3 separate regions of the Homo sapiens genome follow, and regions 1 and 3 are each linked to region 2. A link is a loop called in an ENCODE intact Hi-C map of the cell type or tissue named here. Cell type or tissue: B cell. All regions are shown on one strand. Region 1 has its middle 5.9 kb from the start of RHBDF2. Region 2 overlaps UBE2O (ubiquitin conjugating enzyme E2 O). Region 3 overlaps PRCD (photoreceptor disc component).

What was found. A loop is a pair of places that touch in the nucleus more often than their neighbours do. Peaks named below come from ENCODE experiments on the same cell type or tissue, not always from the same donor. Only the 100,000 strongest peaks of a DNase experiment are listed, where the experiment ranks them.
Region 1: it touches region 2 in a loop (11-fold over the local background); 71 of 110 quality-filtered maps call a loop at or near these places.
Region 3: a loop joins it to region 2, with 13 times the contacts of the local background. A loop is called at or near these places in 4 of 110 quality-filtered maps.

Annotation. Positions count from the first base shown.
Region 1 is chr17:76,503,364-76,511,363 of GRCh38, forward strand. No RefSeq gene overlaps it. Among named protein-coding and RNA genes, the nearest start is that of RHBDF2, 5.9 kb to the left of the region's middle. RefSeq lists a silencer at 6,873-7,083. In B cell, CTCF peaks have their summits at 3,177 (motif pointing left) and 3,378; DNase peaks (open chromatin) are centred at 898 and 3,188.
Region 2 is chr17:76,405,634-76,413,633 of GRCh38, forward strand. All of the region lies in intron 1 of UBE2O (ubiquitin conjugating enzyme E2 O), which reads right to left. Among named protein-coding and RNA genes, the nearest start is that of SPHK1, 25 kb to the left of the region's middle. In B cell, CTCF peaks have their summits at 3,113 (motif pointing right) and 3,313; DNase peaks (open chromatin) are centred at 648, 798, 1,517, 3,108 and 1 weaker place; H3K27ac peaks cover 1,134 bases.
Region 3 is chr17:76,543,835-76,551,834 of GRCh38, forward strand. It overlaps PRCD (photoreceptor disc component), which reads left to right. Exons shown (of 5, transcript NM_001077620.3): 5 at 1-1,542. It also overlaps a transcript of CYGB not described here. Among named protein-coding and RNA genes, the nearest start is that of PRCD, 7.8 kb to the left of the region's middle. RefSeq lists an enhancer at 3,476-3,979. In B cell, a CTCF peak has its summit at 3,686 (motif pointing left); a DNase peak (open chromatin) is centred at 3,667; H3K27me3 peaks cover 246 bases.

The sequences.
Region 1 (8,000 bases), 98 kb after region 2:
TTGCTTTTCATTTTGTATCATGTGCATATATTACTTACATAACTTAAAGAGAAACACTGTCTAAACTCTTTGTTTTTGTTTTGAGACAAGGTTTTGGTGTCACCCAGGCTGGAGTACAGTATACTCATGGCTTATTGCAGCCTCGACCTCTGGGGCTCAAGTGATCCTCCCACTTCAGCCTCCTGAGTAGCTGGGACTATAGGTGCACGCCATCCTTTCTGGCTAACTAAATTTTTTTTTTGTAGAGATGGTGGTGGGCGGTGGGGGGGGGCCTCACTACGTCGCTCAGGCTGGCCTCAAACTCCTGGATTCAAGTGATCCTGCTTTGGCCTCCAAAATCGGTGGGATTACACTTTACATATTTTACTTTTATAACTTAAAGAAAAACACTGTTGGCCGGGCGCAGTGGCTCACTCCTGTAATACCAGCATTTTGGGAGGCCGAGGCGGGCAGATCACCTGAGGTCGGGAGTTCGAGACCAGCCTGGCCAACATGGAGAAACCCCATCTCTACTAAAAATACAAAATTAGCCAGGCGTGGTGGCACATGCCTGTAATCCCAGCTACTCGGGAGGCTGAGGCAGGAGAATCGCTTGAACCCGGGAGGCAGAGGTTGCAGTGAGCTGAGATTGCACCATTGCACTCCAGCCTAAGCAATAAGAGGGAAACTCTGTCTCAAAAAAAAAAAAAAAAAAAAAAGGAAAAGAAAAAGAAAGAATAAGTGAAAAACACCGTCTAAGCTTTTTTATTTTTATGGACCTACAGGTGTAGGGAAGATCTTCACAGATTGGGATAAGGAAAGGGATTTCTAGTGGGAAGAACAAGAACGAAGACACAGCCGGGAAACTGGCTGTGGTGGGGAAGCTTCTGGTGCTATGGCTTGGCTACATCGCAGGCTGTGTGAGGAGGAGGACAGGAGAAGCCTGGGGAGGCAGCGGGGGCTCAGGGTGGAGGCTGCTGTGTGTCTGGATAAGGGTTTTTACTTTCTTCTGTAAGCAAGGGGGAGCCCATGAGGCATTCTTCAACTAGGAAATTGCACCCTCATATTTTCTGCTTGTGTCCCCTCCTTTAAAACATGCTTTCACAGACACTATTTCATTTATTATTATTATTTATTTATTTTTGAACCGCAGTCTCGCTCTGTCGCCAGGCTGGAGTGCAGTGGCGCAATCTCCACTCACTGCAACCTCGGCCTTCTGGGTTCAAGTGATTCTCGTGTCTCAGTTTCCCGAGCAGCTGGGATTACAGGCATGCGCCACCACATCCAACTAATTTTTTTTTTTTGAGACAGAGTTTCTCTCTTGTTGCCCAGGCTGGAGTGCAATGGCGCAATCTCGGCTCACCACAACCTCCACCTCTCGGGTTCAAGCGATTCTCCTGCCTCAGCCTCCCAAGTAGCTGGGATTACAGGCATGCACCACCACACCTGGCTAATTTTGTATATTTTTAGTAGAGATGGGGTTTCTCCATGTTGGTCAGGCTGGTCTCGAACTCCCAACCTCAGGTGATCCTCCTGCCTCTGTCTCCCAAAGTGCTGGGATTACAAGTATGAGCCACTGTGCCTGGCCTTTTTTTTTGTATTTTTAGTAGAGATGGGGTTTCACCATATTGGCCAGGATGGTCTCGATCTCCTGACCTCGTGATCTGCCCACTTCAGCCTCCCAAAGCACTGGGATTACAGGTGTGAGCCACTGTGCCCGGCCTATTATTATTTTTTGAGGCCGTTATCTTGCTCTGTCATCCAGGCTGGAGTGCAGTGGTACAATGGGAATCACTGTAGCCTCAACCTCCTGGGCTCAAGTGATCCTCCCACCTCAACCTCCTGAGTAGCTGGGACTACAGGCCACCACACTCAGCTAATTTTGCTTTATTGTTTGTAGAGATGGAGGTCTCACTATGTTGCCCAGGCTGGTCTTGAACTCCTGGACTCAAGCGATCTTCCCGCCTCGGCCTCCCACAGTGCTGGGTTTACAGGCATGAGCCACTGCGCCCAGCCTATTTTATTTTTTAAATCTTGACAACAATTCTGCAGATAGGCAGGTCAGGCTTTACAGATGAGGACACTGAGGCTGCTGTGGAATTAAGACCAGCGACAGAGTTTGACATTGAGAAGCGTTGGTCCTCAGTGAGTACTGCCTTAGAGGAAGGCAGGAGAACATGCCCCAGAGAGGGACCCACCCTGGGAACTGCACACCCTGAGACCCCCTCAAGACTCACTTTGTGATCCTCGGAAGAAAAGGGCAGAGGGTCTTGAAGCCATTAGTTAGCAAACTCAGAAAAGCTCCGACAACACACCTTTGAAGGACGCCCTGGTATTTGTCCACGGGAGTAAAATATTAGGGGTCTATGTTTAGCTTTTTTCATTTTTAGAACGTGAGCGGCCGGGTGTGGTGGCTCACACCTGTAATCCCAGCACTTTCGGAGGCCAAGCCGGTGGTGGATCACTTGAGGTCAGGAATTCGAGACCCACCTGGACAACATGATGGAACCCCCATCTCTACTAAAAATACAAAAATTAGCCAGGCATGATCGCACATGCCTGTAATCCCAGCTACTTGGGAGGCTGAGGCAGGAGAATCGCTTGAACCTGGGAGGTGGAGGCTGCAGTGAGCTGAGATCGCGCCTCTGCACTCCACCCTGGGCGACAGAGTGAGACTCCATCTCAAAAAAAAAAAAAAAAAAAAAAAAAGGAACAGTGAATCTTTTGAATGAGAGGATGCTGGATGCTGACTTCCTTGTCAAGGTTCAGAGAAGTGTAGGACTGTGCCCAAGAACGCACAGGTGGTGAGAGAGAGCAGGGCTGGGTGCTGGGCCCCACACCCATACTCTTTCCAGCCATTCCGGTGGACCATTCCCATCTTTTGGAAGGGCCATTCTGGCTGTGCTCAGGACAGATGGGTTTGGGCAAAGGTGGGGAGGCCAGGTGAGAGGGAGCAGGGGAGTGGCTGGGGGAGCAGAGTAGAGGGAGGGATGAGAAGGGCATCCCCTCTCTTCGGAATTTAGCTGACACAAGCCCCCAGACTTCCTCTCCATATATGCTCTGGATTTACCTCCCCTTACCCCCAGGCCTCCAGCAGGGAGAGTCGGCAGCGGGAGTGGGCCCAGGTGGGAGCCCCAGAGAAAGGAACCACAGGATCTTGCCCGCCTGGCCGCAGAGATTGATGATGCGGGATCGCCATCTGGTGGCGAGAAGAGGTACCGCGCCAAGGAATCCACGTGGTCAGGGGAACCCGGGGAAGCCGCAGTCTTAGTGCTCCCCGCCACCTGCTTTCTCACCAGATACCCTGGCAGTCCAGCCTGAAGGTTAAGGGCACAGAGGCACAGGCTCGCTCTCAACAGGACTCGTCAGTGGTTAGCAAGATGCCAAAGCCTCTGTAACGCCTCTCCTTGCCACCCTGCCTGCCTTTACGACATGCCGGGGAGGGCACCAGTGAGTGACCTCTCTCCAAGGGTTCATGGGCCACCAGACCCTTAGGCACCTTGGGAGCTGCCTGCCACCAGGGGAGAAGCCAGGGTGCCTGGCATTCCTGGGTGCTGGGGAGGAGGCGGATGTGGTCAGACTCCTTAGGCCCAGAGATACTTTTCAGCTATCTCCTCCTGGTGCTATTCCTTCCCCCATGGTGCCCTTGAAATCCATCTCCACCTCCCTCCCAGCAGGCTGCTCCTCACCAGTGTTCTCACCCCACTGTCAGCCCTCCACTGGGTCATCCTAGTCTCAGCCAGGGCTCGGTCATTCCCATTAGCCCTTGGGAATGGACTTTGAAAGCTATTCCAGAGCCCCTGTCACCTGCTCAGCCCAGCTGTGCTCATTTTTCAGGCGCCCATCACTGCTGTATCTTCCCTCCCCAACCTTGGAGGCCTCAGTCACCCTGGGAGGAGAGTGAGGCCCGGGGGAAGGGCGCTGGCCTCGGGGGCATGCAAATGTTCAGGTACACCCAGCTCATCACTAATTAGCTTGTGAGATTAAGCAAGTTACTTAACTTTGGAATACTGAGGCCACCCTAGAAAGACATGCCATCCAGAAGCCATAAACCAGAAGATTGACAGATTGACATAAATGCCACCAATTTCCGTGCCACAAAAGGCACTGTAGACAAAGTTAAAAGCCAAACAGCTGGGCAAGGTGGCCCACATCTATAATCCCAGCATTTTGGGAGGCTGAGGCGGGAGGATCACTTGAGTCCAGGAGTTTGAGCTCAGCCTGGGCAACGTGGCCAGATGCCATCTCTACAAAAAAATAAAACCCGTCTAATTTTTATATTTTTGTAGAGATGGGGTTTTGCTATGTTGCCCAGGCTGGTCTTGAACTATTAGGCTCAAGTGATCCATCTGCCTTGGCCTCCCAAAGTGCTGGGATTACAGGTGTGAGCCACTGCGTCTGACAGTTTTAACTTCTTGATCATAGGTCCTCTCTGCCCCTGCTCCACAGCAACCAGCTACAGTCCTACCAGCCCATCCACACATCTCCTTCCGTTTCTTCCGCTGCCCTGGTTGCTTCAGGCGTAAGCCCGGGGTGGCCTCCATGCCTTCCCTAGTCCACCCTGCACAGGCTGCCAGCTCTGTGGCCACCACTGCTCCTGTTCCAGGATCTCCAGTGGCTCTAGGTCACCTCCCAAAGACAGTCTGAGCTCCTCAGCCATCGAGAGCCCCACAACCTGGTGCCAACATACTTCCCTGGTCTTACCTGGTATGTTCTCCATCACAGATTTGGCTTTCTGTAGCTCCCAGTCTCTGCTCACTTGCCTCCAGGGTCTCCACCGCTGACATGGTCTCCCTTCCTCACGGAGCCTTGAGCTGCTCTGCACCTCTTTTCCAGAACTTTCCTTGACGCCCCTTCTGGACAAGCTCCCTCCTCTGTGGTGTCCACGCTCATGTACACAACCTCCTTCTTCTCTCATGGAGAGATTTGAGAGGAGAAACAGGACCTCATTTAGTCTTTTTTTTTTTTTTTTTTTTTTTGAGACAGAGTCTTGCTCTGTCGCCCAGGCTGGAGTGCAATGGCACGATCTCGGTTCACTGCAAGCTCTGCCTCCCCAGTTCACACCATTCTCCTGCCTCAGCTTCCTGAGTATCTGGGGCTACAGGTACCCACCACCACGCCCGGCTAATTTTTTGTATTTTTAGTAGAGACGGGATTTCATTGTGTTAGCCAGGATGGTCTCTATCTCCTGACCTCGTGATCCGCCTTCCTCAGCCTCCTAAAGTGCTGGGATTACAGGCGTGAGCCACCGTGCCCAGCCCTAGTCTCTTTTAAAAAAAGTAATAGTGATGGGGTCTCACTATGTTGCCCAGGCTGGCCTCAAACTCCTGGGCTTAAACAATCCTCCTGCCTCCACCTCTCTAGTAGCTGGGAATACAAGCTCGAGCCATCGCGCCCTGTTTAACGTGATTTACTGATGGATGGGATGTGAGGGGTGAAAGAGAGGACAGTTGAGGAGGACTCCAGGGCTTCTTGCCTATTTAAATTGGCAAACAGAGCCTCCACTTTCGAGGGGAAATAGCCAGGGAAGAGGAGGCTTTGGCAGGGGTTCCGCTTCGTCCACACGAAGCGTGAGGGGTCCAGGAAGCAGCTGGAGGCTCCAGCCTGAATCAGGATAGAGATGTCAGGGCTGGGATTTAAATTTGGGATTGGATGAGCTCACTGAGAAAAGAGTGTGGGAAGAAAAGAGGGGCAAGGACAGAGCCCTGGAGCCATCAGCCCTGAGTCCAGAATAAAGGGACCAGGGAGAGGGAGGATTGGGAGAGGGAGGATTAGGAAGGGGGAGGTGGCATTGAGCTGAGATCGAGCCACTGCATTCCAGCCTGGGCTACTAAGCAAGACCGTGTCTCAAAAAATAAAATAAAATTAAAAAAATTACAAAATAAGGCCGGGTGTGGTGGCTCACGCCTATAATCCCAGCACTTTGGGAGGCCGAGACAGGTGGATCACCTGAGGTCAGGAGTTCAAGACCAGCCTAGCCAACATGGTGAAATCCTGTTCTACTAAAAATACAAAAAAAAAATAGCCGAGTGTGGTGGTGGGTGCCTGTAATCCCAGCTACTCAGGAGGCTGAGGCAGGAGAATTGCTTGAACCCAGGAGGCAGAGGTTGCAGTGAGCCGAGATCATGCCATTGCATTTAGCCTGGGCAATAAGAGCGAAACTCCGTCTCAAAAAAAAAAAAAATTACAAAAAAATCTAATAGAAATTTGGTAGAAAGGATAAGAACAATTCACAGAAGAATAAGTAAAAATGGTCAATGAATATAGAAGATATCCAACCTCACTAGTAATTTGGGAGATGTAAATCAAATCTGTGATGATCCCTAGCAACCAGATCTCCATGTCTGAATGGCAGGTGCCACTCAAGGAACCCTGGGGAAGTGGCTGGCTCCAGGGCCAGGGCCAGGGCCAGGGCCGGGCAAGAGCATGAGGAGCCTGGCACATGTTGTTCGCAGCAGAAAGCAAGGAAGCTTTAAAAGATTAATGGGGCCATGTCAAAAGGACACAGGAGCCAGCTGGAAGGGACTCCTACTGGCCAAGTTGTAACAATTTGAACATCAGAAAGAAAAACGATTGGCCGGGTGCTGTGACTCACGCCTGTAATCCCAGCACTTTGGGATTCCGAGGCGGGTGGATCACGAGGTCAGGAGATCAAGACCCTCCTGGCTAACATGGTGAAACCCCGCCTCTACTAAAAATACAAAAAAATTAGCTGGGCGTGGTGGCGGGTGCCTGTAGTCCCAGCTACTCAGGAGCCTGAGGCAGGAGAATGGCGTGAACCCAGGAGGCGGAGCTTGCAGTGAGCCAAGATTGCGCCACTGCACTCCAGCCTGGGTGACAGAGGGAGACTCCGTCTAAAAAAAAAAAAAAAAAAAAAGTCATTTGTTCATTAGACACTCAAACTGGGGAAATCCAGAGAAACTCTTGGGACCCCACCAAAGCATTTATTCAACCAAACTCTTGGCCAGGCCCAGTGGCAGGTAATCTCAGCACTTAGGGAGGCTGAGGTGGGAGGATCACTTGTGCTCAGGAGTTTGAGACCAGCCTGGGCAACATAGCAAGACTCAGTTTCTAAAAAAGAAAGAAAGAAAGAAAGAAAAATAAATTAGCCGAAGGTGGCGGCATGCACCCGTTGTCCTAAGCTACTCAGGAGGCTGAGGCAGGAGGATCGCTTGAGCCCAGGAGTTTGAGGCTGCAGCGAGCCATGATTGTGCCACTGCATTCTAGCCCAAGCCAGAGAGCAAGATCCTACCTCTTTAAAAATATATATATATATATGTGTATATATATGTGTGTATATATATGTGTGTATATATATATGTGTATATATATATATGTGTATATATGTGTGTGTGTATATATATATATGTGTGTGTGTGTGTGTGTGTGTGTGTGTGTGTGTGTGTGTATCAGGCCCAGAGAGGCAAAAAAATCAAGCATCTATCCTGCCTTTCCAGTAGAAACTGTATTTCAAAGCAGCCAAATAGTTGTCCGGTTTGAGGAAGGAATGCTTTGCTTTACAGAAGAATGCCAGCTGTATTAGGTATTTCTGGCTGCAAAACAATTTATCCCAAAACTTAGCTGCTTGAAACAGCACACGTTTATTATCACTCAGTTCCTGTGGGTCCAGGAATCTGGGCGTGGCTTAGCTGGTTCCTTTGGCTCAGGGTCTCTCATAGGGTGTCAACGAGAAGCTACAGTCATCTCGAGACTTGACTGGGGGACAATCCACTTTGAAGCTCACTCCCTCGGTGACAGGATTCAATGTCCGTCTGGCTGTTGGATTGAGGCTTTCTTTCCCCACTGGCAGTTGTCCAGAGACAGGGACGCTACACAGGAGTGTCAGCTGGGCAGTAGCACAGGACTCTGGGCTCAGAAGCCTCTGTGCTTGGTTTAACGCTCTGCTGTCCCCACATTGGAAGGCGTAATCATTTTTTCTTTGAACTTGTGTCTTATAGTGAAGTCCAGCTGGACAGTGGAGCATGCACCCTATCCACAGCTGACATCCACTGGACTCGCAT
Region 2 (8,000 bases):
CTTCCAGCTTCTGAAGGAAAGCGTCACATCCACACTGCTAAGTGCACAAATCCTAAGCGTTTGGCTAGCAGTATCTTCACAGACCGCACACACCTCCGACCAGCACCCAGACCCACAGGCAGAGCGCGTCACGCCCACAGGCCTCCTGGGGCCCCTGTGGTCACTGTCTCACCCACCAGAGGCACTTGGCTTGCCGGAGGTAGCCTTCCTCACACTGAACAGTGCAGCTCAATGACAGATCACATAAGGCTGCACTTTAATGAAGGATTTAACAGCCCATTCTACAGAGAGCAAAACATTTGCTTTGCGTTCAATCTTTTTTCTGCCCTCTGCAAGTGCCTGCCCTAGCTGATCAGTGCTGAGGGAGAGTGGGCTGGGGGAGAAGCAGGACACTGGGCTGCGGTGGGTCACCCTGAAGCCTGGCTATCACCGGACACCATGTTCTAATCTGGGTTATCCTCCTGACCAGCTGCGGCCTGCACCTTATCTGCTGCGCTTGGAGCCCTGCAGGCTGCTAAGTAACCCTCAGGATGGTTGGCTCTTGGAGCCCGGCCAACTGCACGAGCACCTGATTGTCTCTTTACGCACAGCTGGCAGCGGCCACTGCCTCCTGCTGCTCCATCGCCCAAAAGCCCAGGCACGTGATGCTCCCACCAGGCCAGCCTGCGTCTTTTTTAGCTGGTTCCTCAAACCTGGGGCAGCTCCTCTATGGTTCTTCACTGGGTCATAATCATGGATGGGTCTCTGTGTGTGTCCACCTCCGAGACCCCAAACCACATGGCTGGAGAGCTGTTTCCTCAAATAGCCAACCAGACACTCCTCCGTGGTGGCCTCTCTTGACCTGGGGGCACTGAGAGGTCACCACCAAGAAAGGAGAACTGAGTCGCCGAAAAAGGAAGATACTGGCTCAAGGTCACTTAAATGCTGGCAATGACAACTAAAACAAACTCTGCTAGTAGAAGAACGTGACTCACAAAAAAAAAAAGGAAAGAAAAGCAATGAACCCCACCACCAACCAGCAGTGCAGAGAGTCCCATGGGAACTCATGAGCCCAAGTTGTTTTTTTTTTTTTTTTTTTTTTTTTGAGATGGAGTCTCGCTGTGTTGCCCAAACTGGAGTGCAATGGCGCAGTCTCGGCTCGCTGCAACCTTCGCCTCCCAGGTTCAAGCAATTCTCCCGTCTCAGCCTCCCGAGTAGGTGGGACTGCAGGCACGTGCCACCACGCCCGGCTAATTTTTGTATTTTTAGTAGAGATGGGGCTTCACCATGTTGGCCAGGCTGGTCTCGAACTCCTGACCTCGTGATCTGCCCACCTCAGCCTCCCAAAGTGCTGGGATTACAGGCGTGAGCCACTGCATCCAGGTATGAGCCTGTTTCAAATGACAACTTGCCCAGTCCTTAAACGCAGGGTTCTTGAGTCAGACACAGGAACGTCAGGCAAACCACTCCTGCCGACATGTGGAAGGAGAGATGATGGCAGCTGTCTCAGCATGGCTGAGGTGGAGTCACCAAGGCAGCGGACCGCAGGTGGCACATGGTGCACGGTACAGAGTAGGTGCTCAGCAAGGTCGGCAGCTGTGATCACTGGCCCTGTGAGCTGCAGGGTGAAGACCCCTGAAAGGTCAGGCTCTCCTTATCTCTGCTCCAAGACCCCAGGAGGCTGGAGAGGCATGCTGGCGTGACGGTGCCACTTTTCTAAATCAAAGAATATTCTGTGCCTGTAACCCTCTGTGCCCAAATCTCCACTCTGAGATACGGCATTTTTTTGTGCTGCCCCACCCTATCTTAATCCCCTGCTCCCATTTTAGACTTCAAAAAGCCACAATTGCTCCCAGAGAAGCCAGAAGCGGCAGGACAGGAGAATCCAATGCAAGGGGGGCTGCACCATGTGTGGCAGGAGGGCTGCCTCCACCACTTGGGGGTCCCTGAGAGAGCAGCCAGGAAAGGAGGAGAGAAGAACGCAGACACAGACCTAAATCAGTGCCGTCACTGATGAAACACCCTGTTCAGCCTAACAGCACCCTTGGGAGTGCAGGGGAAACCGAGGTGTCAACTCTGAGGCTGAAGCAGAAAAAAACAGCTGGTGAAAGCTGGCATCATGGCAAGGCCAGAGGCTGGCAGGGCAGGCAGTGCCCAGTGCTCCCAGGAGAGGGAGGCTGGCAGCAAATGCCATTCTTCCCGTGGGGTCTCCAGACAACAGCAGCTCCACCTCACCAGGATGCTGCCTCCAGGGGCTCTTCTGACCTTTCTATGACAAGGAGTTACATTTCTCCAAAGACCTGATGGTGCTGGGAGCAGAGTGGGAGCGACAAGGGGCTGGGGGATGGTAACATGGTGGCTACACTCCCTTCCACTGGGAATTAGAACCCAAGACAACGGCATGTGGAAGGACTTAGGATGACTTGGGAGGCTCTTGTGACTTTCCTTCCTAACTTCCTATACCCCACCCATACTGGGCACTGGCTTTCTCCAAATAAGCCCATACCCTCCCATCTGTGAGCCACTCCACTGAACAGTTACTTCCAAATGTCCTCCTCTCCCTGCCCCCGTATGCACAACCTGCTTCACAAAGCCTTTCAGTGCCCCCGTCAGGAAGGAACCGACGTGCTCCTGGCGAATGCAAGAGCTCTGGAGTTTTTCGCCTCATGCTAACCAGGTGCTTCCTACCTGGCAGACAGTTCTCCAAGCGTTTCACTGTCTTCGCCCATGAGGTGCTCCACAACCCATGAAGCACATCACTGCCATGCTCATTTTGCAGATACGCAAACTGAGACCAAGAGAAAATAAGCAACTCATTCAATGTCACAAGTAGTGGAGCTGGGACCTGAACGCAGGCAGTTTGGCTCCAGAGTCCATTCTCTTAACCAAATAAAAAGCTCATCTCTCCCCAGAGCTACAGAGACAGGGAAAGACTTCTGGCAGGTCTACACATTTAAAGACAGTGATTCTTCTGCTTATGAAAGAAAGAAAAACTCTCTTCATTTCTGAGGCAAGTGGAAGGCAGCAATGGTGGCCACTGACTGCGGATGCCTGCTAGGCACAGTTTGCCCTCCACTTCCCCTTCTACCTCCAAAGAGCAAATGACAGGTGCCAGCCGGCCTGGCAGGTGAACACTAGAGGGCACTGTGCCCACTCTGGGAAAGCACCAGATTTGTGAACAAAACTAAACCTTGGAATAAACCCAATCCCTACTGTTAAGGGGTGCCCTGCTTGTAGTTTAAAAAAAAATTGTTACTAGGAGGGGATCTGGGGTCGGGGGTGAAGAGATTTCAACTGTCCTCATGGGCTCTGAAATTCTAAACAACCTCAGAGTTGGTGAGCTATTTATTGTCTAACATTTCTTTTTTTTTTTTGAGATGGAGTCTCACTCTCTGGCCCAGGCTGGAGTGCAGTGGCGCGATCTCGGCTCACTGCAAGCTCCGCCTCCCGGGTTCACGCCATCCTCCTGCCTCAGCCTCCTGAGTAGCTGGGACTACAGGCGCCCGCCACCACGCCCGGCTAATTTTTTGTATTTTCAGTAGAGACGGGGTTTCACCATATTAGCCACGATGCTCTCGATCTCCTAACCTCGTGATCTGCCAGCCTCGGCCTCCCAAAGTGCTGGGATTACAGGCGTGAGCCACCGCGCCCAGCCTATTGTCTATTTCTTAGAGAGTCGTAACTATCAGAGGTTTCTGAACAGAAAAAGGACAAGACAAGATGCCAAAATGCTAACAGTGTCTCTAAGCCAGAAGGGGTGGTGGCTGGTTTAAAATGAACACACACTACTTTTTTTTTTTTTGAGACAGAGTCTCGCTTTGTCGCCCAGGTTGGAGTGCAGTGGCACGACCTCAGCTCACTGCAACCTCCGCCTCTGGGGTTCAAGTGATTCTCCTGCCTCAGCCTCCTGAGTAGTGGGATTACAGGCATGCACAACCATGCCCGGCTAATTTTTGTATTTCTAGTAGAGATGGAGTTTCACCATGTTGGTCAGGCTGGTCTCCAACTCCTGACCCCATGACCTGCCCTCCTCAGCCTCCCAAAGTGCTGGGATTACAGGCGTGAGCCACCGCCCCTGGCAAACACACACCACTTTGCACACATGTGACTCAACAGTGGGGCTGCCCAGTGGAACCCAGGACCGACATCCTCTGTGCCTCCTCTGGAAACAGGAGCAGCAAACAACACAGTTGCCCTCCGAGGAGAGGGATTCTGGCACATGCTAAGCGCCCATTCTCCTGCAGGGGGGATGCAGACAGACAGACGCAGAGAAGGTGGTACCAAGTGCCATGAAGAAAAACTAGGCCACATGGGGGCCAGCAGAGGGAGAGCACAGTGAAGAATTTTAAATGTGTGGTCAGGAAAGGCCCCTCCGAGGTGATGCTGAACCAGAGATCGGGATGAGATGGGGAATGAGCTTACCAAGCAGGGAGGAGTAGCTGTCAAGGTGCTGGGTGGGGTGACTGGCACAGGCCGGCAAGGCTTCAAGAAGGCAGAAGGCATGGTGCTGTTATTCAGGCCTTAGAGAGCCACAGGGAGGGCTTGAGATTCTATCCTGAGCAAGATGGAAGCCCCTGAAGGCCTCCACTCAGAGCCCTGCCTGATGGTGATATCCAAAACATTACCTGATTTTTGGGCAGGGAACGTGCTGAGAGAGGGAGCACGGAGGCTGGTTAGCCCAGTGGTTCTCACCTAGGGGTAATTTTGCTCCTCAAAGGACATTTGGCAATGTCTGGAGACACTTTCGGTGGTCATAAAGGGTGGTGGGGGTTCTGGTATCTAGTGGGCAGAGGCCAGAATGCTGAGCATCTAACAACGCACAGGACATCCCTCAACGAAGAATGGCGTGGCCAACGCACCCGCAGTGCCACAGCTGAGAAGCCCTGAAGGTGCTCTGGAGACGCAGGTGCTGAGACCCGAACAATGGCAGAGAAGGTGGGTCTGCGGACCAGCCTCTGGATACATCAAGTAGGAAAGCAATCAAATGGTAAGTGAGGGGTCAGGGACAATGCCAGGGCAGAGGGCAACGTGGCAGGAGGCTGGGCACTTCTGTTGTGCCCCATTTGAGCTCCCCGAAGCTATGCTGGGGGCCACTCAGAGCAGGCATTCAGGAGCCGGGGAAGCTCACCGGGGGCCTCTCCTGCCAGGAGCACTCTCCCTCCACGGCTGCCTGACTCCCAAGGCACATGCTGCTTCTCTGAGCTGCAGTCTTGAGGCTGACCCCCAATAACACAGCAAAAGCAACTAGCTCGTCCTGCAGCTCCTGGTCCAGACTCTCATTCATAACACTGACCTTGACTGACCAGGTGGAATCCAAATTCACTGTATAAAGTGATCCAGGAATAGAAAACACAAACTGAGGCTGATCAACATGTTGAAAATACAAAGACGCTAAATAAAGAAGCTACTTTTTTTTGGTGTGGTGGGGGAGGGGGTGGGTGGGAAGAACAGAGTTTCACTCTGTCGCCCAGGCTGGAGTGCAATCATGGCTCCATCTTCCAGGTAATACTCCCACCTGTCTCCTGAATAGCTGGGACTACAGGCGTACGCCACCATGCTTGGCTAATTTTTGTAATTTTTTGTAGAGAAAGGGTTTTGCCATGTTACCCAGGCTGGTCTCAAATTCCTGGGCTGAAGCAATCCTCCTGCCACCAAAGTGTTGGGATTACAGGTGTGAGCCGCTCCACCTGGCCAAGAAGCTACTTTCAAGTGATTTTGATTGTCATGTCCCTGTAGGAGCGGATGGCTCCTAAAGGCTGGGCTGCTCCTGGAGGCCATGCCCTTGCCCCAAGGGAAAAGGCGGCTTTGTGCCTGGCCACTAGCACCAGCATTTGAACACTAAATGGGCTCCCAGTTCAAAAAGGGGAGCTGGAAGAAGTCCAAAAGCAGGGGCCTGCATGGAGCCTAAGCACTTACAGCTCAAGGCTGGAAGCCACCAGCCATGCCACAGTCATCTCCAGGTGTCAGACACCAGGGAAGGCCAAACAGGACGAGACATGGGTGCTCTCTTTTAATCCCGGGGTAAAAGGCAACCCCACCGCTTCTGGAGGTTAGTGATGTAATCAATACCAGATTTTTTCTTTTTTTTCTTGAGACAGGGTCTCACTCTGCCACCCAGGTTGGAGGGCAGTGGCGCAAGCAGGGTTCACTGCAGCCTCAACCACCTGGGCTCAAGTAATCCTTCTGCCTCAGCCTCCTGAGTAGCTGGGACTACAGGCACATGCCACCACCCGGCTAATTTTATTTTTTTTGTAGAGACTGGGTTTTACCATGTTGCCCAGGCTGTTCTTGAACTCCTGAGCTCAAGTGATCCTCTTGCCTCAGCCTCCCAAAGTGCTGGGATTACAGGCGTGAGCCACTGTGCCTGGCCCCAATACTAGGTTTTCAGCTCACAGCTTGCAGTAGTCTCAAACAGAAAAGGTCCAGCATCATGCCAAGTGCCCGCTGAGGCTTCACAGACAGCCTGGGACCTCAAGGACAAGCGGACGACCAGCCCCACACTAGGTCCCTGGTGAGTGTGTAGACAACAGGTCAGCTTGCAATGGCTCCTGGATTTGTGTTCAAAGAGTGAGGCTTTCCCTTTGTAGGACTAAGCCAGACCCTAGACCTCTGAAGGTCCAGCAGCCACACACAGGACTGAAGCTGTTGACCTAGGCCAGGACTCAAAGACCAGATTCCTAAAAGGAAGATGAGGTTAGACCAGCACTGGAAACTTCTAAATTCCAACTTGATACTTCCCAAAGAGTAAAAACAATCTGAGAAACGCCACTCCTCCACCCCCTCCCTGACCCCCCATCTCTTATTGTCTGAGCTGGGTCTGAGTCCTAGGTGTATAGAAAAAGAGTGAACTTGACAGTGGCCAACTGGGGGTGTGGGAGAGACAGAGCTTCCAATTGTGCTGGGGACCTCAGGGGCTCCTAACCAGCCTCTCTCCCTCCCCTCCTGTCTCAGCTGAGGCCTCTCTGGCTCTTTGGTTGTCCCTGAGCTTGAAGGGTCTAGCTCCACGCTGCCATGTGCCCACTCCACTGCCAGCACAGGTGTGGCGCCACTATAGTTCAAGACAGGGGTCACGTGTGTTAGTGCATATATATTTTTCAAACTAAGAAAACCAACTCGGCCGGGCGCAGTGGCTCAAGCCTGTAATCCCAGTGCTTTGGAAGGCTGAGGCAGACAGATCACAAGGTCAGGAGTTCGAGACCAGCCTGGCCAACACGGTGAAACCCCGTCTCTATTAAAAATACAAAAATTACCTGGGCGTGGTGGTGGGCACCTGTAATCCCAGCTACTTGGGAGGCTGAGGCAGGAGAATCGTTTGAACCCGGGAGGCGGAGGTTGCAGTGAGCCGAGATTGCGCCATTGCACTCCAGCCTAGGTGACTGGAAGACAGGGCAAGACTCTGTCTCAAAAACAAAACAAAACAAAATGAAACAAAAAAACCCAACTCAGTTTTGCGGGGGTGGAAGCAGGAAACCTTGCTGAGGCCTAGGATCCCACTTTTTTAGTGATTCCTATATATTCAAGGCTAGACAAGAATACAAACATAAAATAAGGTACACATATGGTCTTTAAAGATTTTGCAAGAATCTGACGTAGGGATGGGGTGGAGGAAGTAAGGACCAGTGACATTCACCCCCATCCCACAATGTTAATGCAGCTTGATGGCCTGAGAAGCTACTTACACCAGATTGGAAAGTTTATCCCAGTGTGGATTTCTGAAAAAGCTGCGGAAATCGTAGAATGGCATATTCCCCAAAGCAGCACTTTTTTTCAAACCATGTGTTGTGACCCATTAGTGGGTTATAGAACCAATTTAGTGGGTCATGGTCAACACTGGACAAAAAAAAACCTGAGTGCATTAATATACATGTGGTAAGAATAAGTACTATTAGGTTGGCAAAAAGTAACTGCAGTTAAAATATTTTGAAAAAACCCGTTCAGTTGCATATATAACACGTATGTGTCCCGGGTCATGATATAAAATGTGTATTTTACCGTGAGTGACTGCTGAGAAGCTGGAGAAT
Region 3 (8,000 bases), 140 kb after region 2:
GCTGAAATTATCAATAAGAAATGCCAGTTGGATCTGTGACATGTCTGCCTGCAGCTGGATGGGAGCAACGGACAGCTTGTCCTCCGAATGTGTTTTCTGTATGTGTGCAAGCGCGTGTGTTCCAAACGGGCAGTAGCGTGTGGGAAGGAAAAAGCCTGACACTTGTTTTTATCAATTTGCTGATGCTCAGTCCCGGCGGCTGCCTCCTTTGCCCCCAGCTGCTCTGCCATTTCTCTCTTTTCAATCCTGCATGATCCTGAGCAGAGATAAAAGCAGATTTCCGCTTCTGCTCCCAGATCCAGGAGCAGACCCTGCAGGCAGCTGCTCCTGATGTCTCACAGCTATTAGTCTTCAAAAACCCCCCGTGCCTCTGTGCACACGCGTCTCTCCTCCCCAGCCAGCCCCCCTCCCAGCCCAGCGGCGATGTCTCTGCCTGGCTGGCCCGTGCCCTTGACTTCCAGGCAGTAGAAGATGGAGTTCTCTAGACAGCAGCACTTCAGCCGCCACTCTGCCTCTGAAGGGAAGGAAGGGAAAGGGTGAGGGATGCCGCAGAGCAGAGGGAACCGCTGGGGAGGCGCTCAGGGTGGGGGAGGAGGTGCACCCCGCTGGGGAGGGCCTGCTGGTACCTCGGGGAGCCTGGCTGGGGTGTGTGCGAAGGCAGTTCTGTGGGAGCCTCTCAAAGTAGGGCAGGCAGGAGGCAGGGGGAAAGTCACACTAGGGAAGGAGCCTGCAGAGGCAAAGCCAGAGCGCCAGCCTGACCCAGGCCGTGAGCCCGTGATCGCCTGTCTCAGCTCCTGTCAGCCTGTCTCTCTCTTTGGAGGCATCGGCCTTCCTGGTGACAGGCCTGTCAGGCTGAGGGCCAGAGGGCACTGTTCCCGGGACCCAGTCTGTGTTCCCCGATCCTATCTGCATTTATTCTCTATTTGCCATGTTCCTGTCACCTCATCCTTGCTGCCATTTCCGAGTTGCTCATCTCCTTCCACTGGTCTGAGGAATTGTCAGGCCAAGGTCATGGAGCTGGCTCACGGCCCAGACGCACTTCCCCAGGGCAGCGCCCCTCCACGCCACTGTTCCGAGAACCTGCGCAGGAGGTGGTGGCTGCTCCAGGGATCCATCCAGAGGAAGGGCGGGAAAAAGAGAGGAAGGGGCTGCTGGCGGCCAGCGGGGCTGTGGCTGCCTGGGCTTGGAGGTTGCCTGGGCAGCTGGGGTGCCATGTGGGCCGGGTGGGGGGGCTGTCTCCCCCAGGGAGCAGGCTGGCTTTGGTGGGAGCAGATTGTGTTTACACCTTCCCCGCACACCCAGCCCACGCTCGCCTCTTATTCCCGGGGCCTCTCCCACCCCTGGGCTCTCTGCGCAGTCTGCACATTTGCAGCTCCTGCTGCAGAAAGTTACCTCTCTCAGCCTAGAGCTCCCCACAGAAGGCTCCTGGGACCCGGGTGCCCCTTCCTTGGCCCACTGGCTCCCATCACAGGGCTTAGTGTGAAGCTCAGGGCAAGGGTGGACCTTTAAATGGGGGAATTAAATCCTGACTATGACACTGTCCCCACTGAGGCTGAGTCCTTTTTCATCCCTTTCCTTGCAAAGAGCCGCTGCTTGGGAATGGGAGCAGGAGTGCTCAGGGGCTTGGGAGAGGGCAGATAAAGGGCAGCTAGAGAGGGAGAGCTGAGCCAAAGGGTGGGGTCCCTTCTGGTCTAGGGTGCTGGCTACTGTGAAATAACAAGAGTCCAAGAGCAAGGTGTCCAGAGTCAGAGCTCCTGGGTTTGAACCTTGTTCCACCAGCACATCCTACCTCTGTGGCCTGGGTAAGTTTCTGAACACCTCTGTGCCTCAGTTTCTTTAGCTGTAGGATGGAGATCCTACTGGTATCTGTCTCTTAGAGTTGTAAGGGTTGATTAGATAACGTGTGGAAGATGCTTAGCATGTTGGGTAAGTGTCCCATATATGTGAGCTGGCACAATCCGGTTTGAACTGTAAATTACTGAACAGTGGTAGATTCAGGACGGCTAGAGTTCCTCACATCCTCACTCTCTGGTCCTTCCTGCCGTCTCTCCACATACACAGAGCTGGGCGACCGGTAGTTCTGCAACAGATCAGAGGATGGCAGAGGGTGGCATTGCTGGGGTGGGGAAGCCCCCTGTAAGCCTGTACTGGAGAAGACCACCACTGCCTCTCTGTGCCCAGAACCATGTCCCAACCTCCAGTGGTGACCTCGACCTGGACAGCGCCACTCCCAGCTGGCTCTGCTTCCGGAATGAACCTCAGCTCCTTGACAAGACGGGAGGCGCTGCCCTGCTGTGGTACCTTCCTCCGTGTGAATGCTAATATCTCTGCTGGGGGAGCCTGAGTGACGGGGAAAGGCTGCTTGGAGCTGCAGGGCGGCTGAGGGCAGCAACCAGGAGCAGGGAGGTGCTGCTCCTGCAACTGAGGCTCAGAGCGGCTGCCAGTCTCTCCTGGAGACTGGAGCATGACCAGGGAACTAATGAGGCGGTGGGGGTGTGGTGGGAGCCAGGGAAGTAGCCACTGCAGCTGTGGCTGTCCACTGTCACCCTGGGGTGTAGATGTCACCTTGGGGAGTACCCACCCATTCCAAGTGTGCGGTTGTGTGTGTGTGTGGTTTGTGTGTGTGTGTGTGTGTGTGCGCGCAGTCCTGGGCAAGGGCAAACAGTACAGGTGGTGGGCCAAGACTAGATGGGTAGGGCACAGTGCCCACTATGAGACAGGCACAATGGCGAGAGAGCAAACCCTGCTGGTTCCTCAGGCTCCCGTAGCCTCTCTGTGGGGGGCCTCACTGTTAGGAAGAAGCCCAAGACCTAGAGCTAGAGGAAGATAATGCTTCTTTGTGAACCTCAGAAGAACAGTTTGGTTCGCACGGAAGCTTATGTTAACATAATGATGATACTAATCGTATGATTAATAACCACTAACATGCATTGGGCGCTTACTATGTGCTAGGCACTGTGCCAGCTGCTGTATTTTACGCACTGTTTCATTTATGCGGCAGGAACTGTTATCATTTATCCAATAAGGAAAGTGAGGTTCACAGAACTTGCTCAAGGTCACTCATAGCTGGCAGTGAAGCCAGGACCTGAGCCTGGGAAATCTGACACCAAAGCTTGGGATAGAGGGGGCCCAAGTCTCGAGTTGGGGGCCGTGAGGAAATTTTGATTGTGACCTGTCTACAAGGCACAAGGAATGGAGCTGTGGTCCCGCCCAGCCTGCCTTTGCAAGTGGGCTGGTGTTGGCCAGGGTCATTGCCACCAATCTGTCTTCAGGAACTCACATTCAAGGGCAGACCAGACTCTAGGCCCTGAGAGGCTGGTTCTTGCCTGCCAGGTGAGGGGGAGAGGAGAGCTGCCCCTTTAGGACCCCTCAGTCTTCCTCAGGAAGGATGTGGTGGCCTCTGGCAGGGATGACAGACAGCGAGGTCATCACCCACAGTCACTGCAACTGCCACTCTGTTGCCTCCTTCAGCCAGGGGCAGGGCCCTGGGGAGAGGACAGGATGGCAGCCAGCAGCCCAGCTGGAGATGCGGAGCCTGGTGAGGAAGGTTGTTTTGATTTGTTTTTGCAGGGGGAGGGTGCAGGCCATGGAGACCAAGGAGGTGGCTTTCAGGGGGATCCGCTGACAGTGGGAAGCCAGTCCTTGTGCCTAAGGAGCACAGACCCTCTCTGTGTGACACATGTGCCCCCTAGTGGGGATGATGACTGTAGTGGGGGACTGAGAAAATTTTTAAAAATTTACTAACAGACTCAGCCTGTGCACCTGGGGAGGAGAGGCCAATCCTGTCCCTATGTGAACACACACACATTCACACACACACACACACACATATTCACACACAGAGACACCCACATTCACACACACAGACACACACACACAGAGACACATACATTCACACACACACATACACAAACACAGTCATATACCTATACAAACATATAATACACACACAGACATACACACATTCACAGAGACACACATTCACACACACACACACAACACACATTCACACACACACAGACATACACATATACATATTCACACACATACACATACACACAGACACACATAACACATTCACACACACATACACATATACAAACATATTCACACACATATACACACACATACACATAAACATACACATACATACACATTCACACACACATTCACACATACACATGCATACACAGACATACACATATACGAACATTCACACACATACACACAGACATACATGTACACACACAAATAAAACAGACACACAGAAACACACACACATAATCACAGATACACATGCATACACAGACATACACATTCACACATACACACACACATATACACCGACACATACACATTTACACACATACAGACATATACACTTATAGACACACATAGCATACACATACACACAGTCACACACACAGATACACATAAACATACATACACACAGAGAGACATACACATACACAAATACACACAGTATCATATGCAGAGGCAGAAGCCATTTGAACTAAGCATTAAAATAAATTAATGTGTTCATTTGGTCATTTATTTAACAAGCGTGTCCTGGGAACCTGCAATGTACAAACCCTGTATCAGGTGTCAGGAGTGACACTCGAGGAGAGACAGACCCTGCCCTGCTGGTTGGTCCTATAGGAAGGCCCCAGCCTCGGTGGCCTAGTTCTGCCAGCCCAACCCTGCCTGTCCCTGTGACCTTTAGTTCTCTGGACCTCGGTTTCCTCATTTGATAAACATTTGTCAAGCCCAGGTGGGCTGGAGTGAGGACGCAGAGGACTAATGATCTCCTCAGGAAAAGAACAGTTTAGTAAAATGAAGGGGATGGACCAGAAGCTCTCTGGGGGCCCCACCGACTTTCCCAATCGAAAGCAACTGTAATGAACTGTGTCTGGAGTGCTGTGTGCCAGGCACTGTGGATCCAGAAACGGATTAAGACCTTCTGCCACAAACAACCAGAAAACTGGGCAAGATATAAGCAGCAGACACTTGACAACAGGCAGCACACAGGACAGTGACCCCATGACTGCCTCAGCTTCTGCCTGGAGACAGTTCCCTGACTGTGCCTTGGGGAGGGGAAACCCAAGCGGACCACAGTGGCTTTGCTAAGGTGAGGAGGAGACAGAATCAGAGGTCAAGACAGTGTGAGATTCATAAGGATATACACACAGATCAATGGAATCCAAAAACAGATGCAGAAAGGCAATCCAATGGAGAAAGAAAGGTCCTTTCAACAGGATACAAAAAGCACTAACCAGAAAAGAAAAATCAATACACTGGACTTTATCAAAATTAAACCTCTGCTCTTGGAAAGACTAGGAGTAAATATTTGCCAAACAAAAATCTGAGAAAGGACTTGTATCCGGAATACATAAAGAACTTTTACAATTCGATAATAAGATGGCCCAATAAAAAAGTGGGGAAAGATTTTAATAGACACTACAACAAAAAATAAACATACAGCTAAAATACATAGAAAGTTGTTCGACATGCGGCTGGGCGCGGTGGCTCACGCCTGTAATACCAGCACTTTGGGAAAGAAGAAAGATACTCCACATGCAAATCAAAAGCCCAATGACATACCACTACATGCCTACCAGAGTGGTTACAGCTGAAGGCCGACCATAGTAAGTACTGTCCAAGATGTCACCCTGTCATACACGGCTGGGGACTGGTGAAGTGTTACAACCACTTGGGAAACCAGCATGGTGGTTCCTTATAAAGTTATCCCAGAGGAATGAAAACTTACATCCACAAAAAAGACTGCAAAGATGTTCATGGCAGCTTTATTACTAACAGCTCCAAACTGGAAACAACCCAAATATTCCTCGACGTGGGAACAGATAAACACACTGAGATATATAAAGATAGAATAATACTCAGCAATGAAAAGGAAATGAACTGCTGATGCCGACGACATGGGTAAATTGAGAGAAGCCAGACACAAAAGAGCCCCTACTGTGTGATGATGACATGTACACGGAATTCTAGAACAGGCAGAACCGACTGATAGTGACAGAAGGCATCAGTGGTTGACTGGGGCCGGGGTTAGATATTGTGGGGGTTGACTGCAAGGGTAAGAAGGTTTTTGTTTTTTTGTTTGTTTTTTTTTCTTTTTTTTGAGATGGAGTCTCACTTTGTCACCCAGGCTGGAGTGCAGTGGCATGATCTTGGCTCACTGCAACCTCCACCTCCTGAGTTCAAGCAATTCTCCTGCCTCAGCCTCCTGAGTAGTAGGGACTACCAGCTTACACTACCACGCCCAGCTGATGTTTGTATTTTTAGTAGAGACGGGGTTTCATCATATTGGCCAGGCTGGTCTTGAACTCCTGACCTCAAGTGATCCACCCGCCTCGGCCTCCCAAAGTGGTGGGATTACAGGTGTGAGCCACCGTGCCCAGCCTAGAAGGTTCTTTTTTTTTTTTTGAGATGGAGTTTTGCTCTCATCACCTAGGCTGGAGTGCAATGGTGCGATCTCGGCTCATTGCAACCTCGCCTCCCAGGTTCAAGTGATTCTCCTGCCTCAGCCTCCTGAGTAGCTGGGATTACAGATGCCCACCACCACGCCCAGCTAATTTTTTGTATTTTTAGTAGAGACGGGGTTTCGCCACGTTGGCCAGGCTGGTCTCAAACTCCTGACCTCAGGTGATCCACCGGCCTCAGCCTCCCAAAGTGCTGGGATTACAGGCATGAGCCACCGCACCCGCCTAAGAAGGTGCTTTTGAGGTGACAACAGTGTTCTAAATCTTAACTGGGATTGTGGTTACATGGGTCTATACACTTATTGGACTACTGAACCATACATTGTAAATGGTTATACTGTATTGTATGTAAGTTACACGAGAATAAAGATGATTTAGAGAGTTAGAAACAAAACAAGAATGAAGAATGATGCTTGTTTTGCTCACCATCTAGCAGAAAAGCCAGACATACAAATAATCATCAAACAGTGGGATGAGTGTTCAAAGTATGTTGAAATAACACGAACTCCCATTTATCAAGTGCTTACCTTGCGCCAGGCGCTGTGCTAAGTGCCCCGAAGCACTGATTTAACGAAGTCCCGTGATGTTTGGATGATCCTCCTCCTCCTCCTCATTTTACAGATGAGAAAATAAGACTCAGAGAGAAGTGAGGTGACCTTTGCCAAGGTTACTCAGCTAGAATCAGCAGAGCTGGGACTTTCCTCCAAGTCCTCCTGGGTTGCAGACAATGTGCTAATCCACCTGCCACCAGGAAGGTGCCACGATGAAACAGCTCGGGAATTGTTGCAGCGTCTCAGTCAAAACTTCGCAGGAAGTATTTAAGTACAAGCTGGAATTTGCAGAGCAGAGAAGAGAATGCAGTGAAGGGACTTTCAAGGCAACAGGAACAAACACCACCACAAGCAAAGGTTATGCAACAGCTGTGAGAAGGCAAGGGTTTCTGGGCATGGAGAGACATGCCCAGGAAATAACAGAAGAGATCCATGGAGCATTATATCGTCTTCAAATTCATTTATTTTTATTTTTAAAAAATCAATTTTTGAGTAATACTCTAGAGGCAGTGGCTCTGCCAAGCAGGGAAGTCAAATGCATCGCTTTTTTTCCTGTACACTGTTGGCAAGCACAGATAATCCACAACTCCAACGCCATCTATTCTCAATGCGTAGGGTCTGTGTTATATTTCTCCTCTTCCAGAAAGTTAAAGCTCGGTGAAACTTAAAGCAGTGATCCCAGGTTTTTAAATTTTTATATTTTTACTTTTCTTCCATCTGCCTGGTCATCTGCATGATCCCAGCTTTCTGAACAGGATTTGTGACACTGTTTCACGGTCCTAAGAACTCTCAGGAAAAAATCCTCTATATTTTCATGACAGGTTTTCTAGGTGGGTGAATTAAAGTCTCTGGAGTTAAGCAAAAACGGTCCACTGTCATAGCGTAATTTTTTTAGGAAACATGGCATGGTGGCTGAGACCATGGGTTTTTAGGCTGGATTGTTTGAGTT